Linked DNA regions of Homo sapiens: region 1 is linked to region 2. Evidence: read pairs that join two places in POLR2A ChIA-PET (ENCODE). Cell type or tissue: PC-3. All regions are shown on one strand. Links, peaks and the distances in the headings refer to the core of each region. The heading gives the core; the rest is flanking DNA.

Region 1 (10,747 bases), core at 1,396-9,395, 73 kb after region 2:
ATTAGGCATGCAAGTGAAATAAATCTCTTCATGGCCTTCCCTAGCTTTACTTGTCAGGATGTTTTTGTTTTTTTCATTTTTGTTTGTTTGTTTGTTTTTCATGAGATGGAGTCTTGCTCTGTCGCCCAGGCTGGAATGCAGTGGTGCGATCTTGGCTCACTGCAACCTCCGCCTCCCAGGTTCAAGCGATTCTCATGCCTCAGCCTCCTGAGTAGCTGGGATTACAGATATGCGCCACAACGTCTGGCTAATTTTTGTATTTTTCATAGAGATGGGGTTTCACCATGTTGGCCAGGCTGGTCTCGAACTCCTGACCTTGTGATCCGCCCACTTCAGCCTATCAAAGTGCAGACTTTTTTGATAGCCGCTACACCCAGCCTTTTTTTTTTTTAATAAGTGACTCCATTTTGATTCTGACAATTTTAACAATATATATACCAAGTACAGTCAGCCTTCCATATCTGCCAGTACCACATTCATGGACTCAACCAACTGTGGATCAAAAATATTAAAAATATTAAAGAAAATTTTAAAAATATTAAATAAGAATATTACAAAAATACAATATTAAGTAATACAACTATTTACATAGGATTAACATTATGCTAGGTAATATAAGTAATCTAGAAATGATTTAAAGTATAGGCGACCTGGGCACAGTGGCTCACACTGCTTAATCCCAGCACTTTGGAAGGCTGAGGCAGAAGGATTGTTTGAGGCCAGGAGTTTGAGGCTGCAGTGAGTTATAATCACACCACTGTAGTTCAACCTCGGCAACAGAGCAAGGCTCTCTCTAAAAAAGAAATTAATCATTTAATATTAAAATTAAAAATTAATTACTTGATTTTTAAATTGTAAATAAATTACTTAATTTTTAAATTAAAAATAAATTAGCTAGCTGGGCATGGTGGCTCATGCCTGTAATCCCAGCACTTTGGGAGGCTGAGGCGGGCAGATTACCTGAGGTCAGGAGTTCAAGGCCCGCCTGGCCAACATGGTGAAACTCTGTCTCTACTAAAAATACAAAAATGAGCCAGGCACAGTAGCAGGCGCCTGTAATCCCAGCTATTCAGGAGGCTGAGGCAGGAGAATCGCTTGAGCCCCAGAGGTGGAGGTTGCAGTAAGCCGAAATTGAGCCACTGCACTCTAGACTGGGCGACAGAGCAAGACTCTGTCTCAATAAATAAATAAATAAATAAATAAATAAATAAGTTTTTAAATTTTTAATTAAATTTAATTTTTTTTAAAAAAAGACTTAGTATTGGATAGACCAGTAGGGTGACTATAGTTCAAAATAATCCATTGTATATTTCAAAATACCTAGAAGAGAACAATTGGAATGGTTGGAGCATAAAGATAAGACAAATATTTAAGGTGATGGATATCTAAAGTAACAAATCCTTGCAGATTATACAAATGTATTACACTATCACATGCATCCTGAAACAATGTACATCTCTTATGCATTGATACAAAAATTTAAAAAAAGCCAGGTGTGGTGGCATGCACCTGCAGTCTCAGCTACTCGTCAGGCTGAGTCCAGAGGATCGCTTTAGCCCAGGAATTCGAGGCAGCAGTGAGCTGTGATCACACCACTGCACTCCAGCCTGGGCAACAAAGTGAGAGACTGTCTCAAAAATCAATTAGTCAGTCAATCAATCCAAAAAGAACTCAAGTCCACGTGGTCCGATTCCAAAACTATCACCCTGAACCATCTGATCTCTGGTCTCATGTATTCAAAGACATTGGTCAGGTGGGGCACAGTGGCTCATGCCTGTAATCCCAGCACTTTGGGAGGCTGAGACGGGCAGATCACCTGAGGTCAGGAGTTCGAGACCATCCTGGCCAATGTGGTGAAACCCCGTCTCTATTAAAAATAGAAAAATTAGCTGGGCTTGGTGGCACGTGCCTGTAATCCCAGCTACTCCGGAGGCTGAAGCAGGAGAATCGCTTGAACCCAGGAGGCGGAGGTTGCAGTGAGCCAAGATTGCGTCACTACACTCCAGTCTGGTCAACAGAGCGAGACTCCATCTCAAAAAACAAACAAACAAACAAAAACAAAAACAAAAACAGAAAACCCCAAAGACATTAGTCAGGCTTTCAAGACTTCTCATTACTTCTTTCTCCCTGACATATCCCAGCAGTGTAAGCCCAAGAAGCTGAGACATCAATGGAAAGATGGTATCCTAGATATTAGTTTCCTCAAAGCCTTCAACATGTCCTTGTTTCTCAGGCTGTAAATGAGTGGGTTCAGCATGGGGGTGACCACGGTATACATCACTGATGCTATTGCACCCTTCCTGGAGGAGTGGGTAGCCCCAGAACTAAGGTACACCCCAAACCCTGTTCCATAAAACAAGGAAACAACGATTAAATGTGACCCGCAGATGGAAAAAGCTTTATACTTTCCACCAGCTGATGGAATTTTCATGACAGAGGAGACAATTCGTGTGTAAGAGAAAATGATCCCAGAGAGAGGAACAACACCTAACAGGCTGGTCACCAAATACACCAGGATGTTATTGATGAGGACATCAGAACAGGCGAGCTTGAGAATATGAGCTAGTTCACAGAAAAAGTGGGGAATTTCCAGGTCTATGCAGAAGGTCAGCTGTAGCACCATCAACGTGTGCAGCAGAGCATCCAGGACACTAACGATGAAGGACAGCAGAAGCAGCAGCCCACAGAGTTTGGGGTTCATGATGACATTGTACCTCAGTGGGTGACAGATGGCCACAAATCGATCATAGGCCATCATGACCAGAATTCCATTTTCCAATCCAACAAAAACCAGGACAAAGCAGATTTGGGTGAGGCAGCCTGTGTAATTGATGGATTGAGCCTGTGCCTGGATGTTCACCAGCATCTTGGGCATCGTGGTGGAGGTGAAACAGATGTCGACCAAGGACAGGATAGAGAGGAGGAAGTACATGGGGGTGTGGAGGTGGGAGTCAGAGTTGACGGCCAGGATGATGAGCAGGTTCCCCAGCATTGTGGCCAGGTACATGGACAGGAACAGCATGAAGAGGATGGGCTGCAGCTCCGGATCCCCTGACAATCCCAAGAGAAAGAATTCTGGAGTGTCTGAGAAGTTTCCTGCTTTCATGTTGTTGATGAGTCTTGATCTTGTCAATATTATCAAAACCAAACCAGTTATAAGTTATAGACCTTTTTTCCTTCCTTCCTTCCTTCTTTCTTTCTTTCTTCCTTCCTTCCTTCCTTTCTTTTTCTTTCTTTCTTTCTTTCTTTCTTTCTCTCTCTCCCTCTCTCTCTTTCTCTTTCTCTCTCTTTCTTTCTTTCTCTCTCTCCCTCCGTCTTTCTTTCTTTCTCTTTCTTTCTTTCTTCTTACTTTCTTTTTCTTTCCCTCCCTCCCTCTCTCCCTCCTCTTTCTTTTTCTCTTTCTCTTTCTTTCTTTTCTCTTTCCTTCTTTCTTTCTTTCTCCTTTTTCTTTCTTTCTTCCTTTCCTTTCTTTCTCTTTCTTTCTCTCTCTCCCTCCCTCCTTCCCTCCCTCTCTCCCTCCTCTTTTTCTCCTTCCTTCCTTCCCTCCTTCCCCCCTCTCTTTCTTTCTCTCTCTTTTCCTTCCTTCCTTCCTTTCTCTCTCTCTCTCTCTTTCTTTCCTTCCTTCCTTCCTTCCTCCCTTCCTTCCCTCCTTCTTTCTTTCCTTCTTTCTTCTTTGCAGGGTCTCTCTCTCTCTGTCATCCATGCTGGAGTGCAGTGGCATGATCATAGCTCACTGTAGCCTCATCCCCCTGGGCTCAAGCAATCCTCCTCTCTCAGCCTCCCAAATAGCTGGGATGACAGGCATGAACCCCCATGCCCAGCCTGTTCTTTACTTCCTTCCTAGGTACCCTATCAGTGTCTTTCTCACCCACCAATTTCCCTTTCTCATTACAGTTTGTGAAAATAAAAATTAAGCCCTCTTTATCTAGCAGCATAAGCCCCTCCCACTATTTTTATTTGCCTTCATCTGTCTTTCATTTGTATCACAGATAATGTTAATAAAGAAAATTTTAACAGTAAGCCATGCATCAGACCCTCTTTCCATTATTTTTTTCTTTTCTTTTTTTTTTTGAGATGGAGTCTCGCTCTGCTACCCAGGCTGGAGTGCAGTGGTGGGATCTCAGCTCACTGCAACCTCTTCCTCCAGGGTTTGAGTGATCCTCCTGCCTCAGCCTCCCAAGTAGCTGGAACTACAGGTGTGTGCCAACACACCTGGCTGATTTTTATACTTTTAACAGAGATAGGGTTTCACCATGTTGGCCAGGCTGGTCTTGAACTCCTGACTTGAAGTGATCCACCCGCCTCAGCCTCCTAAAGTGCTGGGATTACAGGCTTGAGCCACTGCACCCACTCTTCCTATTATTACTGGTGCAGCCCCTGGTTCAGGCAACCCCTGAGCCTTGGCACTGATTCCTGGAGGAGTCCTGTGTGAGTCAGCGCCAAACCTTTCCTGTTCCTTCTGGCTTATCCAGATTCTTGAGAAATTGATTCTGGGGCCCCCAAAGCAGGAAGTAAAGAATTGATGTATGCCGGCAATGTCAAAACATCAGCCTGCTGTTCTCATAAACCCATAAGTTAAGGAAATTCTGTAATGATGACTCAGGAGTTGGGGCAAACATATTATAGAATCACAGCATGTGAACAGTTGAATGGTGCAGTGAGCCCATCTCAGCCCTTTGCTTCACAAATTGAGTTCCTGGCCAGACACAGCGGCTCACACCTATAATCCCAGCACTTTGGGAGGCTGAGGCAGAAGGGTCGCTTGAGGCCAGGAGTTTGAGACCAGCCTGAACAAAGTAGCAAGACCCATCTATAGTAAACATTTTTTAAAAATTAAATTAAATTAAAAATTAGCCAGGCACGGTGGTACGTGTCTGTAGTCCCAGCAACTTGGGAGGCTGAGTTGGGAGGATCACTTGAACCCAGGAGTTGGAAGCTGCAGTGAGCTTTCATAGGGTCACTGCATGCCAGCCTGGGCAACAGAGCAAGACTCTGCCTCTTAAAACAAATACACAAACAAGCTGGGCGCGGCGGCTCAAGCCTGTAATCCCAGAACTTTGGAAGGCTGAGGCAGGCGGTTCACGAGGTCAGGAGATCAAAACCATCCTGGCTAACATGGTGAAACCCCGTCTCTACTAAAAATACAAAAAATTAGCCGGACGTGGTGGTGGGTGCCTGTAGCCCCAGCTACTCAGGAGGCTGAGGCAGGAGAATGGCGTGAACCCGGGAGGTGGAGCTTGCAGTGATCCGAGATCCTGCCACTGCACTCCAGCCTGGGCGACAGAGCGAAACTCTGTCTCAAACAAACAAACAAAAAACCAAATACACAAACAAAAACAAAATTCAGGCCCCCAACCGGGAGCTGGCTTTTACTGGAGAAAGACAAATGATTATAAAAGCTTCAACCATTGGTGCATAAAACTTGGACTCAGACAGTTGTCAGTTCCGTCATGTATGCCTCAATTGTGACATGGATCCGTGACATGAGAAGGTCCCTGAACCTCTCTGAGCAGACTCAAGTTTCTCACTTCTCCGATGGGAACTGGTATAAAAATGTGCATGGGGTGTTGCAGGGATGAAAAATGAATAGATGTTAGGATAGGTGTATCCTAGCACAGTGCTCAGGGGTCCTGCAATAACCTTTTATTTATTTATTTTGAGATGGAGTCTCGCTCTGTGGCTCAGGCTGGAGTGCAGTGGCACGATCTTGGCTCACTGCAACCTCTGCCTCCCGGGTTCAAGCGATTCTCCTGCCTCAGCCTCCTGAGTAGCTGGGATTATAGGTGTGCACCACCATGCCCAGCTACTTTTTGTATTTTTGGTAGAGACGTGATTTCACCATGTTGACCAGGCTGGTCTCAAACTCCTGACCCCAGGTGATCTGCCCACCTTGGCCTCCCAAAGTTCTGGGATTACAGGCGTGAGCCACCACGCCTGGCCTGCAATGACCTTTCCTATCATTTTTGTTTCTAGCTGTGGACAATGCTTGATGCCTCAGGGACATGGGGGTGAGATGGGGTGCAAAAGGAAGAAGCAGGGAAGATATCCCAAGAATAATGTCAGGCCGGGTGCGGTGGCTCACACCTGTAATCCCAGCACTTTGGGAGGCCGAGGCGGGCAGATGACCTGAGGTCAGGAGTTTGAGACCAGCCTGGCTGACATGGTGAAACCCCGTCTCTACTAAAAAAATTTAAAAATTAGCCAGGTGTGGTGATGCATGCCTGTAATCCCAGCTACTTGGAGACTAAGGCAAGAGGATTGCTTGAACCTGGGAGGTGCAGGTTGCAGTGAGCTGAGATCACGCCACTTCACTCCAGCTTGGGTGATAGAGTGAGACTCCATCTCAAAAAAAAAAAAAAAAAAAAAAAGAAGAAGAATGTCTTAGGGCTGAGCAAAGAAGGCATGTGCTCAAAATCCCACTGAGGGTTCTCCTAGTGTAATAAGGTACAGAAAAGAAAGAACTGGGCTTGACACAGTGGCTCAAGCCTGTAATCCCAGCACTTTGGAAGGCCGAGGTGGGAGGATCACTTGAGCCCAGGAGTTTGAGACCAGCCTGGGTTGTGTGTCTGTACTCTATCTAGCCTGGGTGACAGAGCAAGATGCTGTCTCAGAGAAAAGAAAAAGAAAAAAGAAAAAGCCAGGCGCAGTGGCTCGCGCCTGTAATCCTAGCATTTTGGGAGGTAGAGGCAGGCAGATCACTTCAGCCCAGGAGTTAGAGACCAGCCTGGGCAACATGGTGAAACCCCATCTCTACAAAAAATACAAAAACTAGTCAGGCATGGTGGCATGCACCTATAGTCCTAGCTACTCAGGAGGCTGAGGTAGGAGGATCACCTGAGCTCAGGAGGTCGAGGTTGTTGTGAGCCGTGATTGAGCCACTGTACTCCAGTCTGGGTGACAGAGTGAGATCCTGTCTCAAAATAAAGTAAGAAAGAAAGAAGCTAAACAAACATCAGTATGGGGATAGATACACAAATTATGGCACTATTATTACATGTAATAATAGTGTTAAACTAAGCATAGTGAATGCCCACCAATTTCAGAGAGTGGTGGTCCCCAGGAAGGGAAGGAGAGGAATAAAAACAAATCAAGAGGACTTCATGTTTAAGTGTTATACTTTATTGTTATTATTATTATATTTAGTATTTTAAATCTATTTTTAAAATTAAAAAAAATTTTTTTTTTTTGCAGAGATGAGCTCTTGCTATGTTGCCCAGGCTATGTTGCTATGTTGCCCATGCCTGTAAGCCCAAAGTGCTAGGATTACAGGCATGAACCACCACATCTGGCCTGTTTTGGGGTTTTAAAAGAGAAACCGAAAGACTGGAAATGTAAGTGAGTGGGTCTCAACTTCCTCTTCTGGAGTTTCTCACTGTCAAGAGATGGGGACAAGAGTCAAGTTATTTAAGGGTGAAATCTGGCAACAGACATGGTGAAGATTGAAAAGCCAGACACATCTCATCAAAGCCCCATCTGCAGTCAAAAGAATGAGGAAAACCATGGGGCCAGGCATGGTGGCTCATGTCTGTAATTCCAGCACTTTGGGAGGCCAAAGTGGGCGGATCACGAGGTCAAGAGATCAAGACCATCCTGGCCAACTTGGTGAAACCCCATCTCTACTAAAAATACAAAAGTTAGCCAGGCATGGTGGTGGGCGCCTGTAATCCCAGCTACTCAAAAGGCTGAGGCAGGAGAATCGCTGGAACCCAGGAGGCGGAGGTTGCAGTGAACTGAGATGGAGCCACTGCACTCCAGCCTGGTGACAGAGCGAGACTCCTTCTCAAAAAATAAAAAAAAGAATGTGGAAAACCAGAGAACTGTAGATTCCTTTTGTTTATTTGTTTGTTTTATGAGACAGAGTCTTGCTCTGTCACCAGGCTGGAATGCAGTGGTGCCATCTCAGCTCACTGCAACCTCTGCCTCCCGGGTTCAAGCGATTCTCCTGCCTCAGCCTCCTGAGTAGCTGGGATTACAGGTGCATGCCACCATGCCCGGCTAAATTTTTGTATTTTTAGTAGAGATGGGGTTTCACCATGTTGGCCAGGCTGGTCTTGAACTCCTGACCTCAGGTGATTGATCCGCCTTGGTTCCCAAAGTGCTGGGACTACATGCGTGAGCCACCGCACTTGGCCAGATTCCTTTTTGAAGGGACTAATTCATACTTAGGTAGGGAAGGAGTCCCTAGGATTTAGAAGACAGAATGAGAGCTGAAAATAATGAAATCTGATTATAAATTGTAAGAAAACAGGGGAAGTAAATATATCATGAAAAGGGTCACCGATTAGTTTGGAATCTCACTTATAACAATTCTGCTGAATTGTCTCTTACTTTATGGTTGTCCTCCAGATAAGATGGGAGAAAAAATAAAATAAAAAACTTGTTCAGTTTCTCACAGCATTTATTGGGAGCATTTCAGATTACCTTGAAGGCATCAGTAAGGAATTCTCCATTTTTTTTCTTGGAGAATTGTAAGATGAAATGGAAGATCTATCCCCAAGAAGGGCAGATGAACCAAGTAAGGCAACCCACTCTTGGGCAAGAGGGATCATCTCTGGAGCAAGACTCAGGTGTGATGTTTCCTAACATGAGCGGGGCTGTTGAGTGGAGTGGTCACCGGTAGATTATTTGCAGTCTCTGTGGCCCCTAGGAGCTCAATTTTCAAAGCTGCTCATTAGCTAGATGTGTACAGTACTGTCATTTCTTCCCCTAAGGCAGCTCAAATCCTTAATGAGCACAGGTCAGACGTGAGCACAAAGGGGGAATTCCTGGATGGTTGACTTTCTGACCCCAAGGGACAAGCTGTATGTCATTCTCTTCCAACCACATTTCCTCTTATCCCGAGGGTATCTCATTCTTGGATCCTAGGATCGGACCCCTAGGGAGCTGGTGGAATCCTCCTTAGACAGAATCCCAGCTTTCTCTGAGTCAGAAATTGCTTTTTTTTTTTTTTTTTTTTTTCAAACCAAGTCTCACTCTGCGCCCTGGCTGGAGTGCAGTGGCGTGATCTCAGCTCACTGCAACCTCCGCCTCCCAGGTTCAAGCGATTCTCCTGCCTCAGCCTCCTGAGTAGAGTAGCTAGGATTACAGGCACACACGACACCTGGCAAATTTTTATATTTTCAGTAGAGACGAGGTTTCACCATGTTGGCCATGCTGGTCTCAAACTCCTGACTTCAAGTGATCCACACACCTCGGCCTCCCAAAGTGCTGGAACTATAGGCACGAGCCACCGCACCTGGCATCAGGTATTTCTTTATACCAACACAATAATGGCCTAGTACAGTAAGTTTTTGGAAAAGAAATGGTGACATAATGTTGACAAAATGCAGATAAAGCCCAAACCCAGTCTGAAACAAATGAAGAACAAAACCTAAAGTTGATAGGGTATGAAATGGTGCAGTGATGGTGACAAAAAATGGGGCCTGTGTGGGTTTCTCTTTAAATATTGACCCTAAACTTGGGAAGACAAGGGGAAAAATGTCTGCATTCATAATCAAAGGAATGATACTTCCATCGTTTGATATTTTATGTAGTTTACTAAGGAATGATTCTATTACGATTGGAAATTACATTGACAGGCAAAAGCTATTATGTATGAAAAATGAGAAAGAATTAGACAATGGCTTCCAACGTAAATATTAAGGAGAACAGGTCTTTAAGAAGACAGTTCTTTCAAAAAAAAGGCCAAGCGTGGTGGCTCACGCCTGTAATCCCAGCACTTTGGGAGGCCGAAGAGGCAGATCATTTGAGGTCAGGAGTTTGAGACCAGCCTGGCCAACATGGTGAAACCCCGTCTCTACTAAAAATACAAAAATTAGCCAGGTGTGGTGGTGGGTGCCTGTAATCCCAGCTACTTGGGGGGCTGAGGCAGGAGAATCACTTGAACCTGGGAGGTGGAGGTTACAGTGAACAGAGATCGTGCCACCACACTCAAGCCTGGGTGTCAGAAAGAAGACAGGTCTTTAAGATCCTAAGTAGGAAATGATAGGTAAAAAGTGAAAGATAGGGAAAGCTGAAGCTATATGAGGAAACTCATAGTAAATGTTCTCTGCTTTCCCCTTAAGCTTTTCTTTTTTCTTTTCTATTTTTTTTTTAGAGACAGGGTCTTGCTCTGTCGTCCAGGCAAGAGTACAGCGATGCCATCATAGCTCACTGCAGCCTTGAATTCCTGGACTCAAGGAATCCTCCTGCCTCAGCCGCCCAATTGACTGGGACTACAGATATGCACCACCACATCCAGCTATTTTTGTGTGTGTGCAAAAATGGGAACTCACTATGTTGCCCAGGCTGGTCTCAAACACTTGATCTTTCCACCTCAGGATCCTAAGTAGCTGGGATAGCCACCGTTTCGCCACCATGCCCAGCCTAAAATCAAGACATATGAACAAGAGAATTCACAAGTTTTCTGTTTCTCTGTTGCACCAAAGGCAGTTCCATCATGACCCATCCAGTATCTTCTCCTTCTGGATTCAAGGTGTTTTTGATCTTGGGTCTTGATTTTGTGTGGCATGTACAACCTCAAAGCAATATGGTGAACTTTTTTTACCTGCTCTATCCCTAATGTATATCCACATTATTGAACTGCATTGCTCACCATTTATCAAAACTCCCATGCTGCCCTGACACATCTCTGGCTTCTCATCTGAATTGGCATCAACACAGAGACCTAATGCATTCAAGTCATTGGCACCTGACTCCTGTTCTTTAAACACCCAGCTATGCCATGATTCAGGATAATTTATTTTCT
Region 2 (10,747 bases), core at 910-8,909:
ATATATATATATATAAATATATATATTTTTTTTTTCCAGATGGAGTTTTGCTCTTTCGCCCAGGCTGCAGTGAAGTGGCACAATCTCAGCTCACTGCAACTGCTGCCCCCAGGTTCAAGTGATTCTCCTGCCTCAGTCTCCCCAGTAGCTGGGATTACAGGCACCTGGCACCTCACCCGGCTAATTTTGTACTTTTAGTAGAGATGGCGTTTCACCACGTTGGCCAGGCTGGTCTCGAACTCCTGATCTCAGGTGATCCACCCGCCTCAGCCTCCCAAATTGCTAGGATTATAGGTGTGAGCCACTGCGCCCAGCCTTAAAATTTATATTTTAACTTAAAATATATTTACAACTAGAGATGGGTCTCACTATGTTGCCCAGGCTAGTCTTGAAGTCCTGGGCTCAAGTGATCCTCTCACCTTGGCCTCCCAAAGTCCTGGGATTATGGATATGAGCCACTGCACCAGGCCAATGATAAGCGTTTGTGTATCTACATGTATTTAAACATAGAGAAAGGACAGTAAAAATACAGTATTACAATCTCTTGGGACCACTGTCATATATGCAGTCTGTCATTGACTGAAATGTTGTTATACAGCACATAATTGTACTGAATGAGGATTAAAGCTAATGGGACATTTAGCCAGGTGCAGTGGCTCACGCCTGTAATCCCAGCACTTGGGAGGCCGAGGTGAGCAGATCACCTGAGGTCAGGAGTTCGAGGCCAGCCTGGACAACATGTTGAAACCCCTGTCTCTACTAAAAATACAAAAATTAGCCGGGCGTTGTGGCAGGCGCCAACTACTCGGGAGGCTGAGGCAGGAGAATCAGTTGAACTCAGGAAGCAGAGGTTGCAGTGAGCAGAGATAGCACCACTGTAATCCAGCCTGGGCAATAGAGTGAGATGCTGTCTCAGAAATAAATAAATAAATAAATAAGTCGGGCGAGGTGGCTTACGCCTGTAATCACAGCACCTTGGGAGGCCAAGGTGGGTGGATCACGAGGTTAGGAGTTCAAGACCCGTCTGGCCAAGATGGTGAAACCCCATCTGTACTAAAAATACAAAAATTAGCCGGACATGGTGGCAGGTGCCTGTAATCCCAGCTACCCAGGAGGCTGAGGCAGAGAATTACTTGAACCCAGTAGGTGGAGGTTGCAGTGAGCCGAGATTGTGCCACTGCACTCCAGCTTTGGCGACAAAGTGAGACTCTGTCTCAAAAAAAAATATATATATATATTTATATATATATATACACACACACATATATACTTACAATACATAATAATATTAATAACATGATATAAATATTAACAACTTAGTATAATGATAGTAAGGATTTACCATGTCAGGCATCTTTCCAAAAACTCTTAATATATTAAATCATAGAATTCTCACAACAACTTTTTTTTTTTTCAAACGGGGTCTCACTCTGTCACCCAGGCTGGAGTACAGTGGTGCGATCTTGGTTCACTGCAACCACTAACTCCTGAGTTCAAGCGATTCTCCTACCTCAGCCCCCTGAGTAGCTGGGACTACAGGAGTGCACTACCATGCCCAGCTAGTTTTTGTGTTTTAAGTAGAGACAGGGTTTCACCATGTTGGCCAGGCTGGTCTCAAACTCCTGATCTCAAGTGATCTGCCCGCCTCGACCTCCCAACGTGCTGAGATTACAGGCACCTGGCACCGTGCCCAGCTCGTTTTTGCATTTTTAGTAGCGATGGGGTTTCACCATATTGGCCAGGCTGGTCTCGAACTCCTGACCTCAAGTGATCTACCTGCCTTGGCCTCCCAAAGTGCTGGGATTACAGGCATTATCTACTGCACCAGGCCCTCACAACAACATTTTGATAGTACTATTATTAAGCTCATTTCACAGATGAGGAACCTGAGAGAGGTAAGGAGAAGTACAATAATCTGCCTAAGGTCGTCGTGGAGCTACTAATTGGCTAAGCAGCTCCTGGAAGTCTCGCTAGAGAGTGTCACTGTTTAATGGACCGTTGGACATTTCCTAAGCCTTGGGTGTGTTTTACATCATTCACTAGCCATGCACAGCTAGTGAGCTCTTGCAATGCAGCTACTGGGGCTACCACAGTTGTAGCCATAATGCTATGTACTATGGGTGAGGAACTTAATTTTTTTTTTTTAATTTGTATTAGCCAAGCATGGTGATGTGCACCTGTAGTTCCAGCTACTCGGGAGGCTGAGATGGGAAGATCGCTTGAGCCTAGGAGGTGGAGGCTGCAGTGAGCTGTATTTGTGCCATTGCACTCCAGCCCGGGTGACACAATGAGATCCCATCTCAAAACAAAAACCAGGTCATAGGTAGATAAAGAGACAAAAGGTTGCCTTCTTTTGAGTTTCTGATGAGCCTCTCCAAAGGAGCCAATCAGATATGAATGTATCTAAGTGAGCACAGGAGGGACTCTGAATAGAATGAGAGGCAGGTTGGCCCTGAGCAGTTCCCAGCTTGACTTTTCGCTCTAGCTTAATGATTTTGAGAGGTGAAGCCCGCTGGGCTTCTGGGTCAGGTGGGGACTTGGAGAACTTTTCTATTTAGCTAAAGGATTGTAAACGCACCAATCAGCATTCTGTGTCTAGCTAAAGGTTTGTAAATGCACCAATCAGGACTCTGTAAAAACACACCAATCAGCGCTCTGTGTCTAGCTAAAGGTTTGTAAACGCACCAATCAGCCCTCTGTAAAAACATACCTATCCGCGCTCTGTAAAAACGGACCAATCAGCCCTCTGTAAAATGGACCAATCAGCGATCTGTAAAATGGACCAATCAGCAGGAAGTGGTTGGGGCCAAATAAGGTAATAAAAGCTGGCCATCTGAACCAGCAGTGCCAACCTGCTCATGTCCCCTTCCACATTGTGGAAGTTTTGTTCTTTTGTTCTTCATAATAAATCTTCCTGCTGCTCACTCTTTGAGCCCACACTACTTTTATGAGCTGTTAACACTCACTGTGAAGGTCTACAGCTTCACTCCTGAAGTCAGCCAGACCAGGAACCCACTGGAAGGAAGAAACTCCGGACACATCTGAACATCTGAAGGAACGAACTCGGGACACACCATCTTTAAGAACTGTAACACTCACTGCAACGGTCTGCGGTTTCATTCTTGAAGTCAGCAAGACCAAGAACCCACCGGAAGGAACCAATTCCGGACACAATCTGGGGACCCCGAAATTTACTTTCCCTTCACAGTCCCCTCCCTCTTCCTTCTTTCTCCTCCTCACTTCCTTTGTCTCTCTCCCCTTTCTCCTCACTCTTCCCTCATCTGATTCTCTCTCCATCTGTCTCCTTTTTTGTTGTTGTGGTGGTGGTTGTTGAGTTGGAGTCTCACTCTGTTGCCCAGTCTGGAGGCTAATGGCATGACCTTGGCTCACTGCAACGGCTGCCTCCCGAGTTCAAGCAATTCTTCTGCCTCAGCTTCTCAAGTAGCTGCGATTATAGGCACGCACCTGGATAATTTTTGTTTTGTTCTTTTTTTTGATGGAGATGGGGTTTCACTGTTTTCCAAGCTGGTATCGAACTCCTGGGTGCAAGTGATCCTCCCGCCTCCGCCTCCCAAAGTGCTGGGATTACAGGTGTGAGCCACTGCCCCCAGTTCCTTCTCTCTCTTCTGTCTGCCGCTTCTCATCCCTTCCACCCAACCAGGGCGGGAGAGGGAGGGGGATGAAACCAGGACGGGGAGGTGGGAGAGGGATGAAACCAGGGCGGGGAGGTGGGAGAGGGATGAAACCAGGGCGGGGAAGTGGGAGAGGGATTACAAACTCCCTCTATTTACTCTCAAGCTTCTCTGTTTCCACCTCCACTAACCCTGGAACCCTGAGGCGCCCCAGGCCTGCAGTGTATAAATGCCTTCCTGGCAGGCCTTGCTGAGACTTGAGCTCAGCAGTCCTCACCCTCCTTAATCCTAACCAAACAGGATCTGTCACTAGGCTCAGCGTGCAGAGGACGCCTCGGGTCCTTTTCCTCCTGCGAAACCACAGAGGCAGCCCTAGGGGCAAACAATAAAACAGTGTGGAGGGCTGGGGGATGAGGGTGGGAGCATGCCTGGCAGGGAACGTTTCTTTTTTTTTCCTCCTTCAAAAATTGGAGGGGAGGCCTGGCGCGGTGGCTCACGCCTGTAATCCCAGCACTTTGGGAGGCCGAGGCGGGCGGATCATCTGAAGTCAGGAGTTGGAGATCAACCAGACCAATATGGTGAAACCCCATCTATACTAAAAATACAAAAATTAGCCAGGTGTGGTGGTGGGAGGCTGTAGTCCGAGCTACTCAGGAGGCTGAAACAGAAGAATTGCTTGAACCCGAGAGTTAGGTGGCAGTGAGCCGAGATCGTGCCATTGCCCTCCAGCCTGGGTGACAGAGTGAGTCTCAAACAAACAAACAAGCAAAAAAAAAAAAAAAAAACAAGGAAGGGGATCAAAACTGTCAGTTGGGACAAATACAGGCTTTACTATGGTAATTCTCTGGCTTTGAGCCAAGGACTGCACCCTCCCCAGGGGGCAGCGCTGAGAGCTAAGTCACCCAGGATGGTTTAAAATTAAACTCAATTTTCAACATTGTAACTCCTCACAGACAAACACAACTGTGTTTACTAATAGCATTTCTCGGTTTTATCTGACTTTTGAGTTCTGAAGTCGGGAGATGTGGAGGCTGGAAGTATAAACTGAGACGAAGTGGGCAGAACAGCTCCCTCCCGGCTTCCCCATCCCCAGCCAGCCTCTCTGATTTTCTTTTTCTTTCTCTTTTTCTTTTTTTTTTTTGAGATGGAGGCTTGCTCTGTCACCCAGGCTGGAGTGTAGTGGCCCGATCTCAGCTCACTGCGACCTCTGCCTCCCAGACTCAAGTGATTCTTCTGCCTCAGCCTCCCAGGTAGCTGGGATTACGGGCACGCGCCATGATGCCAGGCTATTTTTTTATTTTTATTTATTTATTTTTTAAAGTAGCGATGGCGTTTCACCATGATGGCCAGGCTGGTCTCGAACTACTGACCTCAGGTGGTCCGCCCACCTCGGTCTCCCAAAATGCTGGGATTACAGGCATGAGCTCCTGCACCTGGCCCAGCCTCTCTGGTTTTGATCTAAGTCATGCCCAAAGCTTGGAAGCGGCTTTACACTACCTTTCTTTGCTCAAAAATTTGCCATCCATCTATCTGTCTGTCCATGCAATAAATATCTAGTGATCTAATAGAGGCTGAATTCTGTGCTAAAAGCTAAGGATTATGGTATTATTTATTTATTTATTTATTTATTTATTTATTTTGAGACGGAGTCTCTCTCTGTCACCCAGACCGGAGTGCAATGGCGTGATGTCGGCTCACTGCAACCTCCACCTCCCGGGTTCAAGCAATTCTTCTGCCTCGGCCTCCCGAGTAGCTGGGATTACAGGCGTGCCCCACCATGCCCAACTAATTTTTGTATTTTTAGTACAGATGGGGTTTCACCATGTTGGCCAGGCTGGTCTCGAACTCCTGACCTCGTGATCCACCTGCCTCAGCCTCCCAAAGTGCTGTGATTACAGGTGTGAGCCATCGCGCCCGGCCCTATTATTACTATTACTACTATAACAATAAAAACAGCAATTTATTTATTTATTTATTGCAAGACAGAGTCTTACACTGTTGCCCAGGCTGGAGTGCAGTGGCAGATCACGGCTCACTGCAGCCGCAACCTCCCAGGCTGAAGCTATCTTTCTGCCTCAGCCTCCTGAGTAGCTGAGACCACAGGTGTGTGCCACTATGCCTAGCTAGTTCTTTAATTTTTGTAGAGATGGGGTCTAGCTATGTTGCCAGGGCTAGTTTTGATTTTTTTTTCTTGTAGAGGTAGGGTCTTGCTGCATTGCCCAGGCTGGCCTCGAGCTCCTGGGCTCAAGCGATTCTCTCGCCTCAGGCTCTCAAAGTGCTGGGACTTTGGCTGGGATTACAGGCGTGCACCATCATGCCTGGCTAATTTTTGTATTTTTTGATAGAGACATGATTTCACTGTGTTTTCCCGGCTGGTCTCGAACTCCTGGCCTCAAGTGATCCTCCTGCCTCGGCTTCCCAAAGTGGTGGGATTACAGGCATGAGCCACTATGCCCAGCTCCATCTCTCTCTTCTATCTGCTGCTACTTCTAGAATACGTAGTGGGCGCAGAATAGGGACTATTTAAGTGTTTGCTGGCCAGACATGGTATCCCATGCCTGTAATCCCAGTACTTTGGGAGACACATAGCCCCTATTCTGTACCCACTACGTATTCTAGGAGTTGTTTATTTAGTCCTTCTAGAAACATTTCAAACCTGATGTGGTGGCTCACGCCTGTAACCCCAACACTTTGAGAGGCTGAGGCAGGAGAATCGCTTGAACCCAAGAGTTTGAGGCCAGGCTGAGCAATGTAGCAAGACCCTATCTCTGCAAGAAAAAAAAAATCAAAAAATTAGTCAGGCATAGTGATGCACCTCTATGGTTCCAGCTACTTGGGTGGCTGAGGTGAGAGCATTGCTTGAACCCAGGAGGTTGAGGCTTCAGTGAGCTGAGATCACCTTGCCACTGCATTCCAGCCTGGGTGACACAGCAAGACCCTGCCTCAGAAATAAATAAATAAATAAATAAATAAATAAATAAATAAATAAATAAAAACCCTTCTACATCTCCCATTTTATAGAGGAGGATACAGAGGTTCAGAGAGGCCCCCAAGTCGTATGGCTGAGCTGGGATTTGAACCCACAATGATGGGTGCTCTTCACCACCTTGCAGCTTGCCACTCTCATGAAAAACATACAGTCTGGTGCGGCACACATGATAACTACACAAACAAGGTAATTCAGATATTTAAATGCTCTAAAGATTCTACATCAGGTTATTTCCAGTATTATTTTCCTGGTCATCCCTGGAAGGATGAGAAGGAACCAACCTTCAGAAGAGCTGCAGAGAGAACACCCAGACAGAGTAAAAAGCAAGTGCAAAGGCCCTGTGGTCCAAACCACTTAAAAAGATTTGGAAGCAGCAGAGGTCAGAGTAGCAGGAAGGAAGAGACAAGAGGCAACAGAGCAGGATATGATGATTTCAGGCCACAGGGGGAGTTTGGGTTTCGTTGTTTCTTTTTTGAGATAGGTTCTGGCTCTGTTTCCCGGGCTGGAGTGCAGTGGTGCAGTTTCAGCTCACTGCCTATCTTCACCTCCCGGGTCAAGCCATCCTCCCGCCTCAGCCTCTCAAGTAGCTGGGATTACAGGCATGTGCCATCACGCCTGGCTAATTTTTTTTTTTTTTTTGAGACAGAGTTTTGCTCTTGTTGCCCAGGCTGGAGTGCAACGATGCGATCTCGGCTCACTGCAACCTCCGTCTCTCAGGTTCAAGCGATTCTCCTGCCTCAGCCTCCTGAGTAGCTGGGATTACAGGCATGTGCCACCATGCCCAGCTAATTTTGTATTTTTAGTAGAGACGGGGTTTCTCCTTGTTGGTCAGGCTGGTCTTGAACTCTCGACCTCAGGTGGTCCACCCGCCTCAGCCTCCCAAAGTGCTGGGATTACAGGTGTGAACCACCGTGCCAGGCTTTAATTTTTTTTTTTTTTGGAGATGGAGTTTTGCTCTTGTTGTCCATGCTGGAGTGCAATGGCGTGATCTCGGCTCACTGCAACCTCCGCCTCCCGGGTTCAAGCGATTCTCTTGCCTCCGCTTCCCGAGTAGCTGGGATTACAGGCGCCTGCCACCATGCCTGGCTAATTTTTTGTATTTTTAGTAGAGACGGGGTTTCACCATGTTGGCCAGGCTGGTCTCGAACTCCTGACCTCAGGTGATCCGCCCGCCTCGGCCTCCCAAAGTGCTGGGATTACAGGCATGAGCCACCGTGCCCAGCCGTTAATATTTGTATTGTTTGTAGGGGCATGGTCTTGCTATGTTGCCTAGGCTGGTTTGGGTTTTATCCCCAGTAGGACAGGATTCTAGGAGCACAGCAGGGATGGGGTGGCCATTTTACAAGCACTCCAGGGGTGGGGTTGGTAAAAGCGTCACGTCCCAGCTGTCCTCCCTCTAGGATGTTTATCACCCCTGTCCTGCAAGATCTAATTCTATGATGTCTTTGCTGCCCCTGAATGACAACAACAAGGCAGATTACCCCAACTCTTTCCCCTCTGCTGTATATTTAAGCACCTCCCCTTTGACTTTATATCCTGGACTAGTCTGTGTAAAGACAAAGAAAAACGAGAAACAAGAGGCTTAATTCTTCCTGTATTCTGGTTTCGGGGAAGGGTCAAAATATAACTTCAGTGGATGCCTTGCTCCAAATTGCAAAACTCCCTCCTGTCATGATGAAAGATGTGTTTTTCCCCTGGATAAAGCCAATTAGCTCACACCGTCGTCACAATGACTAGGTGGCTCCAGGATGAACTATGCGTTTGATAAACGGTGCTGTCAAGTTCTGTTACTGGAGAACTAATGATTATTTATCATGAGGCATGAAGGTGACAGGTTTATCTGCTTGGCTATAGAAAAAGGGTGAGATGTAGGCTGGACACGATGGCTCATGTCTGTAATCCCAGCACTTTGGGAGGCCGAGGTGGGCAGATCACAAGGTCAGGAGCTCGAGACCATCCTGGCAACACGTTGAAACCCCGTCTCTACTAAATATACAAAAAATTAGCCGGGTGAGATGGTGGGCGCCTGTAGTCCCAGCTACTCGGGAGGCTGAGGCAGGAGAATGGTGTGAACCTGGGAGGCGGAGGTTGCAGTGAGCCGAGATTGCGTCACTGCACTCCAGCCTGGGCGACAGAGCAAGACTCTGTCTCAAAAAAAAAAAAAGAAAAAGAAAGAGGGTGAGAGGCAGGCTGGACACGGTGGCTCATATCTGTAATCCCAGCACTTAGGGAGGATGAGGCAGGCGGATCACTTGAGGCTAGGAGTCTGAGACCAGCCATGGTAAGACCCCATTTCTACTAAAAATACAAAAATGAGGGCTGGGCATGGTGGCTCAAATGCCTGTAATCCCAGCATATTGGAAGGCCAAGGTGGGTGGATCGCTTGAGTTCAGGAGTTTGAGATCAGCCTGGCCAACATGGCAAAACCCCGTCTCTACTAAAAATAAAAAAATTAGCCAGACATGGTGGCGGGCGCCTGTAATCCCAAAAAAAATTAGCCAGACATGGTGGCGGGCGCCTGTAATCCCAGCTACTCCGGAGGCTGAGGTGGAAGGATCATTTGAACCGGGGAGGGGAAGGTTGCAGTGAGCCAAGTTCACACCACTACAATCCAGCCTGGGCGACAAAGCGAGACTCCGTCTCAAAAACAAAACAAGGCCGGGTGCAGTGGCGCATGCCTGTAATCCCAGCACTTTGGGAGGCTGAGATGGGTGGATCACAAGGTCAGGAGATCGAGACCATCCTGGCTAACACGGTGAAACCCCATCTCTACTAAAAATACAAAAAAATTAGCCGGGCGTGGTGGTGGGCGCCTGTAGTCCCAGCTACTCGGGAGGCTGAGGCCTGAGAATGGCATGAACCCGGGAGGCAGAACTTGCAGTGAGCCGAGATTGTGCCACTGCACTCCAGCCTGGGCGACTGAGCAAGACTCTCTCAAAAACAAAACAAAACATTAGCTGGGTATGGTGTCTCTTGCCTGTAATCCTAGCTACTCAAGAGGCTGAGGCAGGAGAATCGCTTGAGCCCAGGAGGCGGACCTTACAGTGAGCTGAGATCACTGAACTGCACTCCAGTTTGGGCGACAGAGCGAGACTCTGTCTCAAAAAAATAAATAAATAAAATAAATGAAAAAGGGCAAGATTTCTTTCTGCCTTTGCAATGTCCTAGGCCTTATCTACGACGTGCACCACACTCTGGATGAATGCTTATTCAGTGATAACATTAAGGGGTATTTTTTTCCTTTCCCTTCTACTTTTGTGGAGAGGTTTCCTGAGTTGAGAGAAGATTCTTGCATTTAGTTGTATTTCCACAACATCAGCACGTCCTACATTTTTTAAATCTGCCCAGCCAGCCTGAATTTCAGGAAGCCAGAGAGGCCCTAGTTGGTTGCTCTTATTTATTTACTTAGAGACACAGTCTCACTCTGTTGCCCCAAGCTGGAGTGCAGTGATGGAAATCTCCGCTCACTCCAACCTCTGCCTCGTGGATTCAAGTGATTCTCGTGCTTCAGCCTCCCGAGGAGCTCGGATTACAGGCACTGACCACCACACCCAGCTAATTTTTTTGTATTTTTAGTAGAGATAGGGTTTCGCCATGTTGGCCAGGCTGGTCTCGAACTCCCAACCTGAGTTGATCTGCCCGCCTCGGCCTCCCAAAGCGCTGGGATTACAGGTGTGAGCCACGGCGCCTGGCCTGTTGCTATAATTTTAGAGAAACACAGTGGGCTCTATCATTAGTCCTGGGTTCAAATCCTGTGTGGTCCTGGATAGGCCACTCAAATTCTGCCTGTTTCCTCTCTAGTAAATTAGGGTTACGTCTGACAGCATCTATTTTGGAGAGTCATTGCTAGGACTAATGGTGACAAAGAGCTTAATACAGATCCTAGCCCAGATCAAACAATTTTAGTTAATAGTAATAACCACCTTGCTTTTAGGATAGCTGAGACTCACTGGGCCAGCACCATGCCAAGCTCCTATCTTAGTAACAATGAAATGAGGCCTACCTTTACAATAAAAGCTAACATATCCTGTTGGCCATGTGGCAGGCACTGGGCTAATTCCTTTTTAGTTTTTTAAATTTTTTAGAGACAGGATCTGGCTCTGTCACCCAGGCTGGAGTGCAGTGG

What was found. ChIA-PET counts read pairs that join two places held together with the same protein. Peaks named below come from ENCODE experiments on the same cell type or tissue, not always from the same donor. Only the 100,000 strongest peaks of a DNase experiment are listed, where the experiment ranks them.
Region 1: POLR2A ChIA-PET joins it to region 2 with 17 read pairs; 3 of 35 experiments call an interaction of 5 or more read pairs at or near these places.

The regions. Positions count from the first base shown.
Region 1 is chr19:9,123,845-9,134,591 of GRCh38, forward strand. OR7G3 (olfactory receptor family 7 subfamily G member 3) reads right to left here and starts at 3,106. Exons shown (of 1, transcript NM_001001958.1): 1 at 2,168-3,106. The coding sequence starts at 3,106. The coding sequence ends at 2,168. In PC-3, for the core only: no CTCF peak of the experiment used is centred there; a DNase peak (open chromatin) is centred at 4,527; H3K27ac peaks cover 513 bases.
Region 2 is chr19:9,051,099-9,061,845 of GRCh38, forward strand. The region is part of intron 1 of MUC16 (mucin 16, cell surface associated); the gene reads right to left. Among named protein-coding and RNA genes, the nearest start is that of MUC16, 9.3 kb to the right of the region's middle. RefSeq lists an enhancer at 3,467-4,146. In PC-3, for the core only: no CTCF peak of the experiment used is centred there; DNase peaks (open chromatin) are centred at 3,893 and 4,483; H3K4me3 peaks cover 1,440 bases; H3K27ac peaks cover 2,383 bases.